4 separate regions of the Mus musculus genome follow, and all the other regions are linked to region 3. A link is a loop called in an ENCODE intact Hi-C map of the cell type or tissue named here. Cell type or tissue: left cerebral cortex. All regions are shown on one strand. Region 1 holds the start of Ncoa3 (nuclear receptor coactivator 3). Region 2 has its middle 26 kb from the start of Slc2a10. Region 3 overlaps Ncoa3 (nuclear receptor coactivator 3). Region 4 overlaps Zmynd8 (zinc finger, MYND-type containing 8).

What was found. Peaks named below come from ENCODE experiments on the same cell type or tissue, not always from the same donor. Only the 100,000 strongest peaks of a DNase experiment are listed, where the experiment ranks them.
Region 1: it touches region 3 in a loop (3.0-fold over the local background); 18 of 42 quality-filtered maps call a loop at or near these places.
Region 2: a loop joins it to region 3, with 5 times the contacts of the local background. A loop is called at or near these places in 8 of 42 quality-filtered maps.
Region 4: it touches region 3 in a loop (2.8-fold over the local background); 24 of 42 quality-filtered maps call a loop at or near these places.

The regions. Positions count from the first base shown.
Region 1 is chr2:165,990,364-165,995,363 of GRCm38, forward strand. Ncoa3 (nuclear receptor coactivator 3) reads left to right here and starts at 2,274. Exons shown (of 23, transcript NM_008679.3): 1 at 2,274-2,395. LOC115489489 reads right to left here and starts at 3,418. Exons shown (of 2, transcript XM_030252296.1): 1 at 1,977-3,418. The coding sequence starts at 3,331. The coding sequence ends at 2,240. In left cerebral cortex, a CTCF peak has its summit at 2,359; DNase peaks (open chromatin) are centred at 2,241, 2,821, 3,019, 3,258 and 2 more places; H3K4me3 peaks cover 2,147 bases; H3K27ac peaks cover 1,447 bases.
Region 2 is chr2:165,527,215-165,532,214 of GRCm38, forward strand. No RefSeq gene overlaps it. Among named protein-coding and RNA genes, the nearest start is that of Slc2a10, 26 kb to the left of the region's middle. In left cerebral cortex, a CTCF peak has its summit at 2,097 (motif pointing right); a DNase peak (open chromatin) is centred at 2,132.
Region 3 is chr2:166,043,541-166,048,540 of GRCm38, forward strand. It overlaps Ncoa3 (nuclear receptor coactivator 3), which reads left to right. Exons shown (of 23, transcript NM_008679.3): 3 at 3,916-4,020; 4 at 4,243-4,415; 5 at 4,915-5,000. The coding sequence starts at 3,935. Among named protein-coding and RNA genes, the nearest start is that of Ncoa3, 53 kb to the left of the region's middle. In left cerebral cortex, a CTCF peak has its summit at 2,869 (motif pointing left); DNase peaks (open chromatin) are centred at 1,792, 2,319 and 2,801; H3K27ac peaks cover 1,363 bases.
Region 4 is chr2:165,816,924-165,821,923 of GRCm38, forward strand. Zmynd8 (zinc finger, MYND-type containing 8) reads right to left here. Exons shown (of 23, transcript NM_001363020.1): 12 at 3,619-3,765. Among named protein-coding and RNA genes, the nearest start is that of Gm11465, 62 kb to the right of the region's middle. In left cerebral cortex, a CTCF peak has its summit at 2,751 (motif pointing right); DNase peaks (open chromatin) are centred at 738, 1,605, 2,244 and 2,727; H3K27ac peaks cover 5,000 bases.

The DNA of each region.
Region 1 (5,000 bases), 53 kb before region 3:
CCTCCATCTTTCTTCCTTCCAGTAGGCTCTTATTGGGTGGCCCTGCATGCCTGGCCCCGTCCTCTTGACAATCCTGTTGCCTCAGCCTCCTGAGTCCTGGGATTGCAGGATACCATGTGTAGGCTGGCCTGGGATTTCAGACATAGTGGAGGATAACCTTTGTCCTTTTACCTCCTAAATGGAAGGATTACAGGTGTGTCCTACCAGGCCTAGCTCTGGTGCTAATCTTGTTGGTGATGTAAGCACTGGGGCCCTCAAAGGACAGGGACGTACAAGAAGGCTGTGTGCAGGGCTGGCAGCTGCTGTTGGGTCTTGCCTGGGACCTCAGCCTCTGTCAACTGGTGCTTCCTTTCCCTCTGGATTCTCATAGAGCTAGAGTTGGGGCCAGGAAGGAGGAAGTAGGAGCTGGCAGCATTCTCAAGCTCTAGGCCTGTGACTTGTGTTTCCTTGGGGCAACAGTCTTAGAACCAAGCCTAATTCGAAGAAGGGACACAAGTCAATCCCTTCATGGAGGAGTGGTCTGGGCAAACAGGGAAGGATGAAGGATGAAGGCAGCATCTTCGCTGATTATCTACCTGAGCAAGTCAATCAGCTACTTTAAATTTTGGCTCTAGCACCGGCCAGATGCTGTTGCAGGGTCACCTGCTTACCCCACCCAAAGCAGCGGCATGTCTGCCTTCTTTTTGGATCTTTTACTGAAACAATTGAATTATTTTTTTACTGTTCATATCTGTTATGCTCTCAACATATACATATATAAAGATTATGTATATGTCTGAATATGGATAAAATTTTAGTACAGTACTGTGCTTGAATCAGTAATTATTTATTTTAATGTACTTTTGTTACATTTAGAATTATTATTACTATTTTTAGTTTTAAGATTAGATTTCTCTATGTAGCCCTGGATGGCCTGGAACTCAGAGATCCACTTGCCTCTGCCTTCTGAGTACAGGGATTAAGGGTGTGCACCACCACACCAGGTTTGGGACTTGGCTGCTGTGGGAATAACTCCAAGGGTAAACAGTGGACACTTGCAGAACAGTAAAGTAGTGCAGGTGGGAAATCCTTGAGGTGACAGCAGAACCTCAGGATAGGGTTAGTCTTATTCACACTGAAGACATTTTATACAGTTGTGTCCCAAGACGTCCTCTATTTTTTCCCATTAACTCCAAATTCCTTTACAAGTTCTTTTTACCTAAGAACTATCCATAAACCGGGGTTGCTAGTGCATGCCTTTAATCCAGCACTAGGGAGGCAGAGGCAGCCAGGTTTCTAAACTGGAGTCTAGCCTGGCCTACATTTATTGAATTTAACTTTGGCCTTATTTATTTTGGTCAGACTCCCCTCACCCCCATCCCCAACTTGGCTTTAAATCCCTGCTTTGAAGGAGGACTTTGAGTTTTTGTTTCTTCTGTTTCTGCCCCGGAGCCATGGGGTCACTGGGATTGCCTTCACTTGCTACCATCGGTTTTCTTGGAGGAGAGGCTGGTTCTGTAGAATGCTGCACATTCTGCGCTTTAATTTTTTAAAAAATTATTTATTTATTTATTTTCCTATTCCGTTAGATTCAGGTCACTTAACTTGGTAGTTTTCTGCTTTCTGCACTGCATCCTATCGGGGACATGGCGTGACAGTTTGAGTCACCTTTGGTGGCACCGAGTTTAAGATGTTCTTGGTTAAGGTGCTGTCTCTCAGTAATTCCCACTGTAAAGCAAGCTGTTCTCTGGTTTAAATCACAATACGCAGAGACCAAACCTGAGGACCAACACCTTGTGAGCCAAAACCTTTTTTTTTCCTTCGAGACAGGGTTTCTGTATAGCCCTGGCTGTCCTGGAACTCACTTTGTAGATCAGGCTGGCCTCGAACTCAGAAATCCGCCTGCCTCTGCCTCCTGAGTGCTGGGATTAAAGGCGTGTGCCATCACCGCAAGGCCCGAAACCTTTTCAAGTCAGTGACTTAGCAGGGCTCCTGACCTCGGGCCTCAGTTTGCTCCTCTGAAAAGTAAGGACAACGCCCCCTCAGCTACTGGTCTTGTGGGACGGTGCTTGGCGCACAATGAACACTCCATTGAAGTCAGGAATTCCAGGATGGAGACAGGCAAACGGGAAAACGAACCCAGAACGTCCTCTTCACCTCCAGCGGCTGGGTGAGCTGAGGGGAACCCAGGCCTCGCGGCCACGCCCCCTGCCTCGCGCACGGCCCCCTGGGACCCGTAGTGCTGGGCGTGGCCGCGGGACTACAAATCCCGGCGGCCCCCGCGCCGCGGCTTCAGCGGCGGCTGCCTCAGCTCCTCAGAGCGCCGGCGGCGGCCTCGGCGGAGTCGGTGTCGGCGGCCGGGGCTGAGCTGTGAGTTTCCGATCGAGAACAGCGTTGGGGAAGATGGCGGCGAGCGGTGAGTGGAGAGAAAGGCAGTGGCGAGCGGCGGGCGAGGCCGGCGGCATGGCCTGAGGCGGGGGTCCTGGGGTCGCCAGTAACGCGCGGCGCAGGCGACAGGGATCGCGCGGGCGGCGCTGGGCTCCGGGGCCCGTGCAGGGTCGCGAGGAGTTCGCGGCCGCGGCCTCTGCTTGCCGCTGGGGCTCCCCCCGCCGAATCTCGGGTCGGAGAAGCTCAGCCGAGTCTCCTCTTCCCGCCGGCGCCGCCCGGCGGAGCGGACACGGGCGGCTCCTCCGGCCGAAGCTGCGGCTCCGCTGCGAGCGGGCGCGGCGGACACGGAGTGTGCGGTGCCCGCGGGGTGTGTGCGGGGTGAGAGTGGGGTCTGTGGCGTGTGCGGGGTGTGTGGCATGGATGTGGGGGTCTGCGGGTTGTGCCAGGTGTGTTGGGTGGCCCCGGAGTCCGCCAGGTGTGTGGGGTGGATGCAGGCTGCGTGTGGGGGTCTGCAGGGTGGATGCTGGGCGAGGGAGCTGAGTGCGGTGTGCGAGGTGTGTGCTGGTGTGTGCCGGGTGAGTGGAGGTGCGAGGGGTGAGTGCAAGGTCTGCGGTCTGTGCGGGGCGAGGACCGGGTGGATGCGGGGTCCGCGATGTCTCCAGGGTGGATGCTTGGCGGATGAGGAGTCCGAGGTGTGTGTAGCGTGGATGCAGGGTCGGCCGTCTGTATGGGATGAGTGTGGGGTCTCTCCCTCTCTGTGCGGCGTGGATAGGGGCTCTGCCGTCTTGTGTCGGCTATCATCGAGGTCGCTTTCATCTTCTGAAATTCCCAGTCTAGGTTCGTTCATTGATTCTGTTTGCAGTAGTTTAAATGAAGTGGGAGGCAGTGCTACTTCCCTAGGCAGCTTGAGGGTGGCTAGGGTGGAAAAGTTAAGCAGGAGAGCAGCTCGGAGAGGCCAGAGCATCGTAGGCCCGCGGAGCAGGAGCCTAGGACTCCACACTGTATGACACTGGAAGGTTGGAAAGTGTCTTTAAGTCGAGAAACTTTTTCCCCCTCCCAAATGCGAAGACTTCCTTTTTTTTTTTTTTTGGTTGCAGTTTCTGAGTAGCGCTTCAAAGCCAACTTGTTTTTGTAATTAAGCTTGTGAGGTTAAAAACCAGGAAGGCGAGTCAGTCCCCTGTCTGCTGAAGGGCTAGGTGGACGAATAAGATGAGAGGTCCTGTATCAGGGTTTCTGGACTGAGATTTAAATGTCGGGGACCCTCGGCTTGGTTGACAGATCTCTGCTGCGCCAAAGCCTCAGCATTTGTTCCTGCAGGTTGTTGCAGAAATGAGTTGCTGGAGCTAAGGGTGCATGCATTCAGATCTTCAGCAGATACGGCTGTGGACTAACAGGGCAGTGCAAACCTCTGAGTTTGTGAGCCGTTTGTTCTTTTAAAACCTTAAATGGTTATCAAGTATTCAGAATAGGTTTTTTCCACATCGGATACCCAACTGAAAAGGTCTGAAAATACTGAAAAAGGAATCTCTTCCACTAGAAACCCTGTCTGTGGCAATGACTGTTAGCATTTCTTGCAGTAAGTTTGGCTTTGGAACTAAAGACTAAAGTATTTTCATTAGAAACAAACCCCAGCTGGTATATACTGAGAGCAGGAACGGGGGCTGGGGAGGGGTAGTGTTTTCTTTTTTTGCTATTTTAAACTTGCAGGAGCTGGAGAGATGGCTCAGAGCTTTAAGAACATTGGTTACTGCTCTACTAGAGGACCTGGTATTGACCCGCAGCATCCAGCAACCATCTATGGCTCCAGTTCCAGGGGATCGGTCGCCCTCTTCTGGCCTCTGTGGACATCAGGCATCCACCTAGTGCACTGATTGACATGAATTTAAAAAATCTCAATAGTTGTTAGGCTGTTGAATTTAGTGCTACTGCTGTTTGCTGTATTAAAACCCTTAAAGAAATAATAGTCTGTGGGATGTAGAACCCTGAGGCTTCATTGTAAGATGAAGCCTCTGTTTGTAACATGTAAAGTGATACCGACCACTGTAGCTCCTGTGTTGCTGGAGGTAGCTTCAGGTTCTGAATTTAAATGAGCAGTAATCTAAACTGCCTGTGATCCCAAATTATAGAGTATTTTATATGTTGATAGAAAAGACTTAATTGTCCAATCAGCATTAAAAAACAAAAAGGCACATGCTAGCTTTCAGCATATAGAAGGAAGTACATTTTATAGCTGGGGATTGTAGGCAAAAGGGGCAGCTCTAATTGTAAGCAGTTACGGAGGACATTTTCATCAGAAAACACCCTTTAAAGAGGACTTCAAAACACAAACTTCAGCATATAATCAAGATTGTCTTTTTTAAAGATTATTTTATTTTTATGTGTGTGAGTATTTTGTCTATATGTATGTCTGAGCATCATGTGCATCCTTATTGCTTAAAAGGTCAGAAGAGAATCCCTTCTGTCAGATCCCTGGAACTGAATTTAAGGATGCTTTGTGAGTAGGGCATACATAATGTTGTATGCCTTTAATCTCAGGATTCTGGTGGCAGAAATAGATGTATCTCTGAAGCCGGCCTGGTCTACAGAATGATAGCCAGTGCTATACAGAGAAACCCTGTTTCAAAAAAAATAAA
Region 2 (5,000 bases), 520 kb before region 3:
GGAGGCTAGAGGAACACCTAGGTATCATACTTAGAATGCTGTCTACTACCTTTGAGACAGGATCTCTCATTGACCTGGAGCTCATTACTTAGGCCAGACTGGCTGGCATCCTCCTGTCCCTGCTGCCCAAGAGTGGGATTTTAAGCGTGCACTTCACTTTTTACATAGGTTCTGGGTTTGAACTTGGATCTTCAAACTTCTGAAGCAAGTATTTTACCAACCAAGCCATCTTTTAGCCCTTATTCATTTATTTTTACTGTATTTTAATTACTGATTGATTGGTTGGTTGGTTGATTGATTGATTGATTGCAGTCCCAGGTATTGAACCCAGGACCTTGCAGATTCGAGGCAACGCTTTACCATTGAGACACACTCCCAGTCACGTCATGAGGATTTTATCACAGCCCCTGGCCTCAGTAGAGATGATCTCATATCTGAGGGTCACCCTCCCCTCCTTAGACATCAGGTGACACACCCTCTGTCCTAACCTCTGGTCCCCAGGATCTAGGCTTTGGTGATAGAAAATTCTTTCTCGGGCTGGAGAGATGGCTCAGCGGTTAAGAGCACTGGTTGTTCTTCCAGAGGTCCTGAGTTCAATTCACAACAAACACATGGTGGCTCACAACTATTTGTAATGAGATCTGATGCCTTCTTCTGGTGTGTCTGAAGACAGCGACGACAGTGTACTTACATACATAAAATTAATAAACCTTAAAACAAACAAGCAAAAAAACAAAAACCCCAGGAAACTTTCTCCCCGAGAAGCAAGGAGGCCCGACTGTAGCAGGACCCAGATCTTCTCTCTACTCTGTGCCTGCCTGCGAGGCCCTGGAGACTAAGCTGTGCTCTAATCCTTTTCTAAACACAAATGCAGGAAGCCCAGTGGCCAGGGAGTGGGGCAGGTGTTAGTTTTTTCAGCTGTCTCTGACCCCTTTGGGGGATGCCAGAGCCCTGCTCTGCTGAGGTCACCCCATCCCACCCTCACCTGCATGCGTTTACCACAATCTCATCTCCTCTTTTCCTCTTCCACAAAGCCTCTGGCCCTTTCTGTTCTTATTTTTCTATGTTAATTGGAGACTGGTCCCCTTGCTGGGGGGGGGGGGGGGGCAGAGACAATGCCAACCACAACAGACTCAGCAGGCCAGTGAAAGGAGTTCCCCAGAGATCCTTCACAGTGGGACCCTCCAGCAGGAGGAATGCTGGGGGGGGGTGCTCTGTGAAGGCAGTGGTGGCATGGGTGGGGTGTAAGTAGGAGAGAGAAACTCAGGGTCCCTCTTAGGGTTCTATTGCTGTGATAAAACACCATGACCAATAGGCTTATTTCACTCACAGTTCCATAGAATACTTCATCATTAAGAACAGAGAGGTCAGGAACTCATTCAGGGCAGAAACCTGCAAGCAGGAGCTGATGCAGAGGCCACGGAGGGGTACTGCATACTGGCTTATTCCTCATGGCTTGCTCAACCTGCTTTCTTATGGAACCCAGGACCACCAGGTCAGGAGAGCCCCTCCCCACAGACCATCGGCTGAGCCCTTCCCCACCAATCACTGAAACTATAGGTTGCAACCGCATTTGGGGTCGAAGGACCCTTTCACAGGGGTCACCAAAGACCCATCAGAAAACACGGATATTTTCGTTACAATTCATGACAGTAGCAAAGTCACACCTATGAAGTATCAACGAAAGTAACTTGATGGTTGGGGTCAGGTTTGCCCCTGACAGGCACACAGGATGAAGAACACTTCCCACAATGTCACTGGTGCTCAGATGAGAACCCCTGCCTAACGTTGCCTTGTATGGTGAGAGCCTGAGACACAAAGCAGGTAGGTGGCATATCTGAAGACATGCAGCCCCAAGGAGCCATGTTGACTGGGATTTACCCAGGTATCTCCTGGCTCCTAAGATGGGAATGGAGTTTCTGGGGCATATACTTAGGGGCTTCAACAGAGTGTAAGAAGAATAAGGGTGATGTGAAGTATTTGGGGGTGAAGATCTGTCATGGTCCCTCTTGTAGTCTGCTTCTGGTGGAAGGAAACCTGCTCCCCTGCCTCTGTTCCCCACCAGGCAAACGCTGTACTGCAGTTCTACAGCATGACCAGCAGAGGGCGCAAGTGCACCTTTGTGTTTCCTCGTTACAGCTTTTCCTTAAAAGGGAACAGGGCACCTTCAAGAAAATGAGGAAAACATGCAAAAGCAGAAAGAAAGAAAAAATTCATCTTGCAAGGAGCCGGGCGGTAGTGGTGCACGCCTTTAATTCCAGCACTCGGGAGGCAGGTGGATCTCTGATTCGAGGCCAGCCTGGTCTACAGAGTGAGTTCCAAGACAGCCTGTACTACACAGAGAAACCCTATTTCGAAAACCCAACAAAACAAACAAACGAAAACAAAGAAATCCCTAAAAATATTGGCTTCCGAGGGTTGTTCAGCAGAGGAGCAGTGTATGCTTTGTCCTGTCCTTTCTGGAGTTGAATCTGTTGACAATAGTTTCTTGACACAGGTGTAACCTCCCGGTACACACACTATACAGCCTAGGTTTGTCACATCATAACTTTGCCTGTGAGCCACAAGCCCTTCATATAGCACCTAATGATGGCTGTAAAGTGGGGTGTACCTCATCAGCCCACAGGAGTTAACTTGGCTGTGCCCACTGTGGAGATCTGACAAACTCGGAGGTAAGGTCTTTGCCTCAGCTGCCAGGACAGACCAGACCATCACTGACTTTACCCAGGATGGCGTTTCTGAGAGAACCCCCCGGGAGAGCTCCTCAGAGGAGGAGAAGGTGGAGACCAGAGGGGCACCAGCAAGGAGTCTGGGGAGGTCCAGTCAGGAAGGCCCCTGGACTGCTTTGCGGGAAGACCCTGCTGGGGTTGAGAGGAGACAGAGGGAGAGAGGCAGGAAGGTCTGAGACACCTGCTCCCTTCTCTGCTTCTGGGCAGATGTGCCATGGATGGGGAGAACTCAGCAGGATGGCAAGGCCCACCCCACCCCCGACGGCAGCCTGTGAGGAAGGGACAGGGCTGCTGACAACCTGGGCTTCTAACAGGGAGGATGGTCTGGTGGGAACAGGCAGAGCTGGGCGGGGCACCTTTATAACTCGTTACTTGTTTACTCCTTCATGTTGCAAAAGTAATTCCTGGCTGCGGTAGAAACATTTATACTATACAGTCAAGAACAAGGAAGGGAGCCGACAGGGGAGGAAGCGGGAGAGCAGACACACCTTCCAACCAGAGGCCTCAGAAGTGTTTCAAGTCGGTCAGTCAGTCTGCCTATCTATCTATCTATCTATCTATCTATCTATCTATCTATCTATCTATCTATCTATCTATCTATCTCTATCTTCTATCTATCCATCCATCCTCCCACCCACCCACCAACCCACCTATAACCCACCTATCTACCTACCTACCTACCCATCTGCAATCACACGTGTCTGTGGCCATCACAGGACGCCTTGTAGGAGTCAGTGTCCTCCTACCATGTGGATACTGGCATCGAACTCAGGTCACTGGGCTTGCCAGCAAGTGTCTTTGCTCATGGGACTATCTCATTGGCTCCTCCAGTATCATTTAAAGCATTCCCTTTTGGTAAGCTCTTTAACAGGGTGTGTGTGTGTGTGTGTGTGTGTGTGTGTGTGTATACATGCTCACACACATGAACATTCATTCAGCAGCTACTGTGCACCACGTATTTCTTTGGCTGCTACAACATGACAGAGAACGAAGAGACTGAAGTCCTTGAGGGCTGATGCGGCAAAGAGGGCAGCACGGTCGGTCGGGCCCTGTGTATGCAGTGTGCCGGCAGGCAGAAAGCCAGGTGTGGATGTGGGTTCTGCGTGGGCTTGGTATTTGTACCTGCGTGAAGGATATGACAGAGCAGAGGCCTGAAGCTTAGAGGAAGCAAAGCATTTACAGGGTGGGCAGCCAGGCGAAGGCACTCATCTGAACAGGCTGGGGACAGCTTCCCACTAAGTTGACACTTAGAGGATGGGGCGGAGTCAGCCTTGAGGAAGATGTCACTAACACTTCTGGGGTGGGGTGGGGCTACAACTCATCTCACCCTCTGCCCAGCACTGTAGCCGGATCCCAACATGCCCGCCCAGTGTTTGACTGTGGCTTCTCTGGCTATGCCAGCCTCAAGGGCCGACCTGCTTGCTGCTGAAGCTTGGTGCCTGACGTGGGACTGACACATGGTCGGGAACTCTGCATCGGTGAGATCACTCAGTGAATGGACACTGCGCTGGAGTACAGCTTGGAGGTTCACACTGCCTCAGGGTGCTCAGAACAGGCAACGGAATAAATACAAGGCTCTGTGATTGAGTAGGGGGTGAAGCAGCTGTTACTGGCAGAAATCTACTACAGCCCATCCGGCTGTCTTAATCACAGTTCAGATTAACCTCTGGCCCTAGCACCATGGAGGACATCTGATCCTGGGTGAACCCCCCCAACCACCCCCCAGTTTCCATTTCTGCATCCAGAAAATGGGGATAAAAACAGGCCATTGAAAGGATTGACAGATGTCTCAAAGGTCACAGATGAAGAGGGAGCTGGGGCATTGGATTCTCTCACTACAAAACTCTCTACCATGTCATGAAGGTTGGAAGGTGGGCAAGGCCAGTACAAAGCCTGAGGGATACCACAGGGCCTTTGCACTGGCTGGGCCCTCTTCCTCTGATTCTTTCCGCTCACCCGGGTCTCAGGCTGGTTATCACTGCTGAAGGAGGTCACCTGACCACTATGCCCTTACCACCTCCCCTTCCTGCCCCTCTCCCCTCCCCTCTGTCATCTTATTCCAAGCCCCATCACCACCGGAAGCTGCCACAGGTCTACCTTCATACCCACCCCTTCCCCACCCCAGTGCTTCAGAGATGGCAGGGTCTCCGCATCATCAGCTGCTGTCGGGGCCATCACAGGCACTCAGGAAATGGACATTCGGTGAATGACCAGGAATGACTGAAGGAATGGTTGTATTAGAACATCGGGGGACCCCTGGAATGAAGGGGG
Region 3 (5,000 bases):
TGGCTGGTGAGCCCCGGGTGTCTTCTTCCCCAGCCTGCCCAGTACTCCCAAATTCGTGTATCACCCCCCTCCCCCCAACACAGGGGGCGGGGGTTTATAAGTGTACATGACTGCCCCTGGCTTTTATGTAGATTGAAGTATTGAGTTCAGGCAAGCATTTTACTGGCTGAGCCGCCTGCTTCGCACCGAAGCACCTTTAAAAAAAGATTTATTAATTTTTGCTTTATGGTTGTTCTGCCTACACATTATGTTTGTGGATCATGTGCATGCCTGGTGCTTGTGGAGGTCAGAAGAGGGTGTCAGAGGCTCTGGAATTGGAATTGTGAGCTGCCCTGTGCGTTTTGGAAATTGAACCCAGGTTTCCAGCCCCTAAAATACTTTTTTTTTTGTTTTGTCTTTCCTCCCCCACCCCAGACAAGGTTTTTCTGTGTAGCTCTTGCAGTCCTGGAACTTTCTCTTATAGAACAGGCTGACCTTAAACTCAAGAGATTTGCCTGCCTCTGCCTTCCAAGTGCTGGGATTGAAGGTACACACCACCATTCCTGGTTTGAAATACTATTTTAGTTTTTGAGTCCTCAGAAATTCTTTAAGACTTATTTTATGTATATGAATGTTCTATATACATGTATGCCAAAAGAGGATGTCAGATCCCAGTATAGGTTGTGAGGCACTATGTGGTTGTTGGGAATTGAGCTCAGGATACCTAGAAGAGCAGACGTTAAGTACTCTTAACTGATGAGCCATCTCTCCAGCCTCAAAATACTATTTTTAATTGAATCAGTGACTGACAATCTATGGGTTTCAAGTTTGTATATTTGGCAGACAATGTTTTGAAAGTGATAAGGTAAACTCGCTCTTTGGAGGTGAAGTCTGATGGCCAATGATAACATTTGAACATGATATTGGTGAATTTGATTCATTACTAAATGTCTTCTCTGATGAATGATTGGTGCTGTGAATGAATGTAGATTTAAAAAGATATAATGAACCAGGCTGTGGGGGCAGGCAGATTTCTGTGAGTTCAAGGCCACCCTAGTCTACAGTCTACAGAGGGAATTCTAGGACAGCCAGGGCTACACAGAGAAACCCTGTCTTGGGGGAAAAAACAAACAAACAAAAAGACTTCTAATGAAATGTTATCTATTTGAAAGTAAACACATCTAATTGGAAAGGCCAGCTTTATCCAGTGCTGGCCCTCACTGACAGTTTATATGTGCACATGTTTTTGTAGTACAGTGAAGTCAGGCCGTGCTCTTCAGTGGTGCAGCCTGGACAGTCCTTGATAGGATTGAGGTCTGATTGTCACTTGCAGGAAACCAGAGGTACTTTGAAAAATGTGCCTCTTTGAGACAAAGATTAATTAGAGAAGACACAAACAGTCATGTGGAAGACAGGGTGGTATCAGGCCTGGCAGAGCATGGTTCAGGCAGTGTCATGGGGAGTGGTGGGTAGGAGGAGGCATAATGCCTGTGGAGGTAACCCCTACCTGCCCAGACCCTTACCTCATGCCCCTAACCAGCAGATGTTACAGCACTTTATGTGGTTCCTGATTAAGCTGTGAAGCTTTGTGAGCTGGGTGGAGGGAGTTTGACTTAGGGAATGAGTCATGAATCGTTTGCTCTGGTGATGGCTTGGTTGGTTATGGAATATGTCATAGCCTCTTCCATCCGGATCTAGTAATGATTCTAGGCAAGCTATTTAGCCACTTCCCTATCTGTAGAACAGAACTAATCACATGTGTGTGGTGGGGGTCACCATGTGTAACCACCCAGTGTATGTTAGTTCAGTGCCATTCTGCTCTGTCTCATCCACTCCCTCTGTTACTAACTAAGTTAGGAAAAGGGGAAGGCTTAACCAGTCTCTGCTGCCTTATCCTTGGATGGCCTACCTCCTCTCATTTTGGTACAATAAGGTTTTTCTTAGACCTTAAAATAACTTGCTCAAACAGAACACCAGCATTGATATTTTTTGTTTAATCTTTTTTTAAACGTTTGTGTGCCTGTGCATGCACACAGGTCTCAGTCTACAAACATTGTACAGAAAACATGGTTCTTTCCTTCTAGCTTGTGGGCCCCAGGATGGATCTCTGGTTGCCAGGAAAGAGGCAAGAGAGTGCCTCTGCCCTCTGAGGCCTCTCACTAATTCTTCTTTTTGGCCATGTGTCCTTGTGCTTCGGGCTAGTTAGCAAGCATGTTCTCCTGTCAGAACCCTGAGATAACAAAAAGGAAGCTGGTTAACGGTAAGCCGTAACCAGCATTTTAATGTTTTTAGAGGGAGCCACTGCCAGTCTTTGTGTATTCAGTTACATTGAGTTGGCACCACTCCACTGATGTTCATTTCCTGCTGTATGCTGTATTGCACAGCAAAGTCAGACCTGTTGTGGAGTACAGATCAAACCATGAACTGCTCTTCACTGACGGTTCTCCACGTGGACTTGCAGTCCATGTAGCACAAGGGCAAGAAGATAATGTTAGACTTCTGGAATAAGTTAAGTAAAGATAGGTATGTAAGCGCTCAATGTTGCTCAGTTAAAAAAATAATCTCTGAACTGATTGACAACACAGCTAGAACCACACTTGTCTGTTTAACACTTTGTCTGTCTACATGATGCTGTAGTCTGACACTGTAGAGGGTTCAAAAGGTGTGTGTGACCACAGATAGGACGGCAAATACTTGTTGCTCAGTATGAAGCAGAGGCAGGAGGATTGGTGCTCAGGGCCAACCACAACTATGGGTTCCAGGCCAGTCTGGGCAATGAGGCCCTGTCTCAAAACAAACATGACCTACATATTTTAAGTTTGATCATGTGGGGTTTTTTACATTTTATTTTTATTTTTAAACTGGCCTTTGTGGTGGAATTGTGCCACCTAGTGGCACAACTGCAGGCTGGCTGGCTGCAATACTGATGCAACATTGGATTCTTTAGACCAGTGATTGTCATGTTCGCGCACGAGTTAACCACTTAGTTAGTAAATGAGGCTGAATAGAGCCCTGACATTATAAGCTCAAAAAGAAATAACTTGTATTTATCGTCTTAGTGTGCGAAACTTAACCAAGATACATTATTTTTCCAGCCGTCAGTATGTAAATAATGGCTGCTGTGTGACTTAATGGCAACCTGTCGTATAGTGTGTATCTGGCTTTGCACCTATGCTTTAAGAAGAACGTAGGGTAGTTCTACAGTCATGTTAATATAGTCTAGGCTAACTTGGACTTAACAATGGAAGAGAAACGATCCAGTGGACAGAAGTGCTACCTAGGAAAAGAGCCTGGGGACAGGAGGATGAGTTCTGTTCCCAACATGCCCACATGGTAGATCATGACTGCCTCTTAACTCTAGCTCCAGGGGATTGACAGCGACTTTTTGTGGCTTGTGGGGACACTGCATACACATGCTAGCTATATATATATACACACACACACACACATACATATGTATATATACATGTAGGCAAACACTCACTCATATACAGAAAGTCAAAACCAATCTTCTAGCCTAGTCTGGGCTCATTACTTGAAGTGTTCTTACCAAATCACTGGGTTAGCTTTTATTACCTTGGTATAAATAAAATTCAGAATTGTTTCAAGATTGAAGTGCTATAGTCTTTTATTAAACATAATTTATTTGTGAAATATAAGTTGACACTGGGCCCAGATTGGCCTGGAACTTGCTTTGTAGACCAGGCTTAACCAGAATCCTTAATGTTCCTGACTCAGCCTTCTGAGTGCTGGGGTTAGAGGCTGGCACCACCATGCCCAGCATAATTACAACGCATCTGAGCTCTGAGCTTGTGCAGACACACTCATTCATACAGAAATACCCCAGGACCACAGGATACAGCTGTTCCACCATGTGACACCTTCGTAGAAAATGCCTGTTTTTGTGCTTTAATCTTGTCACCTCTTCTTCCGCAGTTGCTGATCTGTGATCAGGATGAGTGGACTAGGCGAAAGCTCTTTGGATCCGCTGGCCGCTGAGTCTCGGAAACGCAAACTGCCCTGTGATGCCCCAGGACAGGGGTAGGTGATCATCTCCATTTCCAGATGTTTCTCAAGGCCAGGGACTAATCAAAGGTGACACTGAACAAGGAATTTCTTCAGTGTATACTTTGTGCCACCACTTTGATGGTTCTTGTTGGCTAAGTTTAGTTTATTTCACACAAAACTAATGCATAATATGGGGCGGATTCTGCTTTAAGTTTTCTTGAGAGGTGTAAGTTGTGGCTTTTCTCCGCCTTCCAGGCTTGTCTACAGTGGTGAGAAGTGGCGACGGGAGCAGGAGAGCAAGTACATAGAGGAGCTGGCAGAGCTCATCTCTGCAAATCTCAGCGACATCGACAACTTCAATGTCAAGCCAGATAAATGTGCCATCCTAAAGGAGACAGTGAGACAGATACGGCAAATAAAAGAACAAGGTAACACAGAGTCAGAAAAACACCCAAGTGTTGGACTTGTAATATGTATGAAATCCTCCCTCCCCCATTCTGGATCAAGGAGATTAAATAGAGCCTCACTTGTGTTAAGTAAGACTTACCAAAGTCCCATGAGTTGACCAGCTCTTACTTTTAAGAAACAATTAACAGAATTGGCAGAAGACCGATGTTCTTCAGAACGCGGAATGCTGGTGGGAGGCAAGCTAGGGCCCTTAGGCTAGCATGGGAGCAGGAAGGGAGCCAGCCAGGTGTCTTCTACCTTCCTGGGAAACCTTGAGGCCTTCTCTTATCAGCTAGTGAGTGTTCTGCATGTATATGTACATACTGTCTGTCTGTCTGTCTGTCTCTCTCTCTCTCTCTCTCTCTCTCTCTCTCTCTCTCTCGTGTGTGTGTGTGTGTGTGTGTGTGTGTGTGTGTGTGTGTGTGTGTGTAAGGGCTGAGGTAGTGCTGCTCAACACGACGCTTCCTTCTGTGTCTTCAGGAAAAACTATTTCCAGTGATGATGATGTTCAAAAAGCTGATGTGTCTTCTACAGGGCAGGGAGTCATTGATAAAGACTCTTTAGGA
Region 4 (5,000 bases), 230 kb before region 3:
ATTCTCCTTCGTCCACCTTTGTCCCCAAGCACCTGAAGCCCATACCTCAGCCGGTCTGGAGGACCCGGGTTGGGAAATCAGGACCAGGGGACAGTTTGCCTTAACCACTATAAGCCCACATCACAGGAAGACAGCTGGACCTGGCCTGCCGATGGGGCTGTGGACAGGTGTGTAAGAGCACACACTCTCCTTAGCATTCCCTTAAGGTGGGCGGGTGATTGCCAGGAGTTCAAGGACAGCTTGACCTACACAGCAAACAGGGAGCCTCTGCCTCTGCCTACTGTGTGTGCCTATGTCTCAAAGGCTAAACTCTTAATAGGAGAATCCAAAGTACCCATTTTACAAAGCAAGGCATCCCTTGGCCAGTAAGCTATTTTATCCTGTAAGAAGAAAGCGACCAAGGCATGAGGGCTGGGATCAAGACTAAGGCCAAGGCTTTTGGAGACGTAATGACCCATCCTGGAGTGCTGGCTGGGGCATGCCTCTCCTCCTGCAGGAGAGAGCATCAGCTCTTCTCACACTGTCCTTCTAGGCTGGGGTGGGCTCCAGCTCCCCTAGGCTACCAGCATTTTGAATGCTTCAGCTCCTGCTATAAATGGAAGCCAGAGAGAACAAATAGCCATGCTAGATAAAGGCTCCTCCATTTCTGTGAGGGAGAACAGAGCTGAACAGCGACATCACGGGGGCAACTTGGCAGCATCTCTAAATGCGCACGAAGCCCGTGAGGCCTCCTGCCCTCCCTTCCCCTTCTATGGATTTGCCTCCTATGTGGGCAGAAATGCCTACACTGTAGCTATGTCGGAATGGACAACTACGTCATGCCCATAGGGATGAAGGCTCCAGATTACCCTCAAATGGCACCGGGATAAACAGGAGTGCCGAAAACACAGCGGGGGAAAGATTCCTAGGTTGGCATCAAACGGCAACCCATTCTAGGAAAAGGAAACCAGGGGCATAGCCAAGGTTGGGGTGGGCAGAAAGAGACAGGACGGGAATATGATTACAGGTGTTCCTGAGGTGCTCAGCATCAGTGCTGACGGCAGGGGACATGGGGACATGGGGCTAAGGCCGTCTTAGTCCTAGTGGTGGGGAGTGCTGTCCCACCGGTGCAGTGGTGTAAAACCCCACTGTCTGCTCGCTCCAGCCAGGGGCAGCCACATCCTAGAGAACAAACACTGCCAGGGATGAGACTCAGACCTCAGACACAGAGGAGAGGGAGGGCAGGTGGCAATGTCACCTGGGAGACAGGGATGGAGATGGAGGCTCTCTCTGACCTACAGTGATGCTCTTCCCGAGGCTGGCAGGACCATTGCCGGAGGACAAGGACACACTGGCATTGTCCAGAGTGCCAACTTCCTCGGCTTCCCCTGTCCATGGGTGAGATAAGCAGGAGGGCCAAAAGTTCAAGGCCTGCCTTGACTTGAGGTCGGTATAGCTATATGACAACCAGTCTCAAAAAAAAAAAACCCAAAAAAACAAAAAACAAAATCAGAAAAGGCCCATCAAAGGGGATTGGCCATGAAAGGCATCACACTGACAAACCTACCAGCCTGGGTCTGGCCCTGGGACCTGGGAGGAAAGAACAGCTCCCCACGCTGCCCTTTGACCCCTACAGATTCATGCAAAATGTGTGTGAGAGAGAAAGATAGAGGGAGGGAGGGGCCTTTAATCCAAGCACTCAAGAGACAAGGGCAGGCAGATTGCCAAGTTCAAGGCCGGCCAAGGCTACATAGTGAGCCCCTACTTTATGGGGAAGTGATTTGCCCCATGTCTCCAGTTTGGCCCTGCTTAGCTGGACAGTGGTTTCTCACCATCAGTCTCCAGGACTCTCTCACCGCACATGAGTGGATACAGAATCACGCACACTCCCCTCCTCCCTCCAACCTTCCCCCCCCCACCACCACCACGCACAGCATTCTCCAGGGTCCCCAGTGGAGCCCCTACCTATGAGGCTGAAACCCCACCCTAGGAACCCACCCACGTGTCTGACGCTTTCAACCTGACTGAATGAAATGAGACATGTACTCTAGAAGGAATTATGGGGGTTGGAGGGGTCACAGGACAAAAATCATGGATTCCCCAGAGCCACCTTTGAGCCACCACTGCTGTACCTCAAGCTTCAAAGACCCAGGATACCACAAGGATGCCCAGTGGGCTCCGTGGTTTACGGAATAAGCTATTCCTGCCAGGCGTGATTGGCAGAAAGGAAGTGTCACCACGAGAACGCCTCTGTTCCACAGAGCTTCTGTTCAGAGTGTGAAGGTGGGAGGAGGCCCTGAGAAAAGAAACCACATTTCTAGAACAAATGTCCCAAGGCAGCAATCGGGTCCCTTCTGAATCAATCGAGGAACCAGCTGGTGGCTCTGGATGGAGTCCTAGCAAGGACCCTGGCTGTCCAGCTGCAGCCATAAGGCAAGGTAGGAAACTGGACTACACCTGGTGGCCGCTAGTCCTGTTGCCCTGGGAACAAGTGGTGTGGCCTGGATGGTGCTGTGAACTCAATACCATATACAGGTGGCCTCCCTCCCCCCAAGGTGTCTGGAATATCACAACCCCTTGGCAGTGGCTTTCTCTGTGGCCTCCTGCCCCTGCTCTTCCCTCCACTGATCCCTACCTGCTCCAGTGGCCCAGGGCCCCTGCTCCTTCCGAACATTCTAAGGCTAGCTCTCAACCTCAGGGGATCCACTGGGGCTGGGTGGATCTCTGCGCTGAGGTCATCATCAGCACCAGACACTAAGCTGCACCTCCAGTCTGTAGCCACTAGGTGGCAGCATTCAATTACTCAGAAATATGGAAACTACAGGCCTATAGCAGCCAACCTGTACAGATCCCAGAAATTCTAACCTTCTGCCCCTTGCTCCCTGCTATGCAGGCCACTCTAGGCTGCATAGAAATTTAACTGCAAACTAGAACTATATGCATAGACCTTGTCTCAAACACATACACACACACACCCCATACCAAGTGGAGCCAGGCCTGGTGGCACATGCCAATAACTACACTTGGAAGGTAAAGACAGGATCATGTGATCCTGAGCTACAAGGCAAGCTCAATCCAGATGAAAGAATTCACATTTTATAAAATGAGAAATGGTTACAGAGATGCCTCCTCAGTTAAACCGCACTGGCTGTAACTTTGGAGGCTCAGGACTGAGTCCCAGCACTGCCATGGTGACTTAGAGCCATCTGCAACTCCGGTTCTGCAGAACCTCATGCCTTCTGGCCTCCACAGGCAAGAGACAGGCATGTGGCACACAGACACTCATACAGGCAGCACACCCATATTCATAAGAGAATTGAAACTGTATCAGAACACCCAGCCCAAAACAGTAAGACTTGTAAAACTTGCTTCAGTCACATGGATCTGCACAGGGTGGGACTAGCTTCCAAGAATTACTTGTAAAGACTGGCCCAGGATACTGTGGTAAAACACCTTTGCAAGCCAAGGCTCTGCCCAAGGAAGCCCCTCCTCACCCTGTTCCCCGATTTCCCCTTGCCTCCCTCTACCCACCAACGCCTTTACATTTTCTGCAGAGAGAAAGGAGAAGTTCAAGGACAAAGGGTCATTGCTGCCAGACACACACACTCACATACACACACTTCTTGAAACGCCACTGACCCAAGTTCAGGTTCAGGATGCTCCCGGTGGTGGAGGTGGAAGTCTTGTCGGGTTTTGTCATGATGGGTGTCGGCGCTTGCGGAGAGAAAGGCTTTGGGCTGCCAGACAAGCTCCCGGCTTGCCCCGTCTTGGTGGAGGCTGGAGAAGCTAGAAAAGTATGTCAGGGTTAGAAAGCTGGCTTTACAGATCAGTAAACCAATAAAGCTCCCAGGGTCGGTCGGTCGGTCGGGGCTGAGGACAGGAGAGAAGGGGTGTGGCGTGCTTCACTGCACAAGTGCTGTTCAGGGTCCTGGGTGGGACTGGGAAGATGGGCAGCCATGAACTGCCAACAAAGGGCTGTCACCAAACACAGGCTCTGAGCCAAATGGCTAGGCTGCCACTGAAATTGCATTGGCCCGTTTATGGGTTTAAGCCATAAGCAAAACCCCCCTCATATGCTGTATGCACGGGTCAGGAGCATGTAGGCATGACAGCCATTGGTAAGAGTCTGGGGACAGCTCAGAGCCTTCCCCACCTGTCTCTGACCAGCCCTGGGGAGGGCTACAGGAAAGCAAGCTGGGCATCGGGTGAAGGGGTAGAGATGTTGGCAAATTATCTCATTTCTCAGTGAGGTTCAGACTCCTGCAAGAAGGACAGACCATGTTGCCATGCCTTAGGTGTTTAAACAGGGAGAACAAAGAGGGACCACGAGCTTCCTAAAGACCCACCCAGTCCTGACCGGTTACCCTCACGCACTGCCCAGCATCGTTTCTGAGCCCTGACAAGGCAGCACCCGAAGATAGGAGATGCGAAGGAGATCTGTTCCTGACAGGAATTCCTAAATGGCCCAGGAGGGCAGTAAACAAGACACCATCAGAGACTACAGAAATGTAGGCTTGCTGTGGCGCTGTCCTGTAATCCTGGTAGTGAGGCAGCAGGTCGGGAAGACGAGTTCAAGGTTAACCTCGGCTACATAGCGGGTGGCCAGCCAGCCAGCCCTGCAGAGAGAGCCATTCTGAGGAAGAAGGCTCATGCGTTTGGCTGGGTGGGTATGACTGGTTCTGTGTTGTCTGTGTGTGTACTGAGGGTGCCTGTGAGTCCAGGTGCCCACTGAGTTCGCAAGGATCCCTCGGAACCAAAGAGATGGGAGATCTGGGAAGCAATCCTGCATCCTCAGTAAGTGCCGGGTACACCCGTGATCCCGAGCGACTTTCCTCCAGTCTTGCGATTTGATTCTTAGTATAAGGGGAAGACTCAAAACTAGAGAGACCTAGGCTCAATCAATGGTGGACACTTAACGGTTGGCCGGGACTTTTGGTAAGGTGCCTCTGTCTGCAGCTCCCTTGGGAAGAGGGATAACCTGACAGGGCCGACAAAAACATCTACATACATCGGTGACAGTG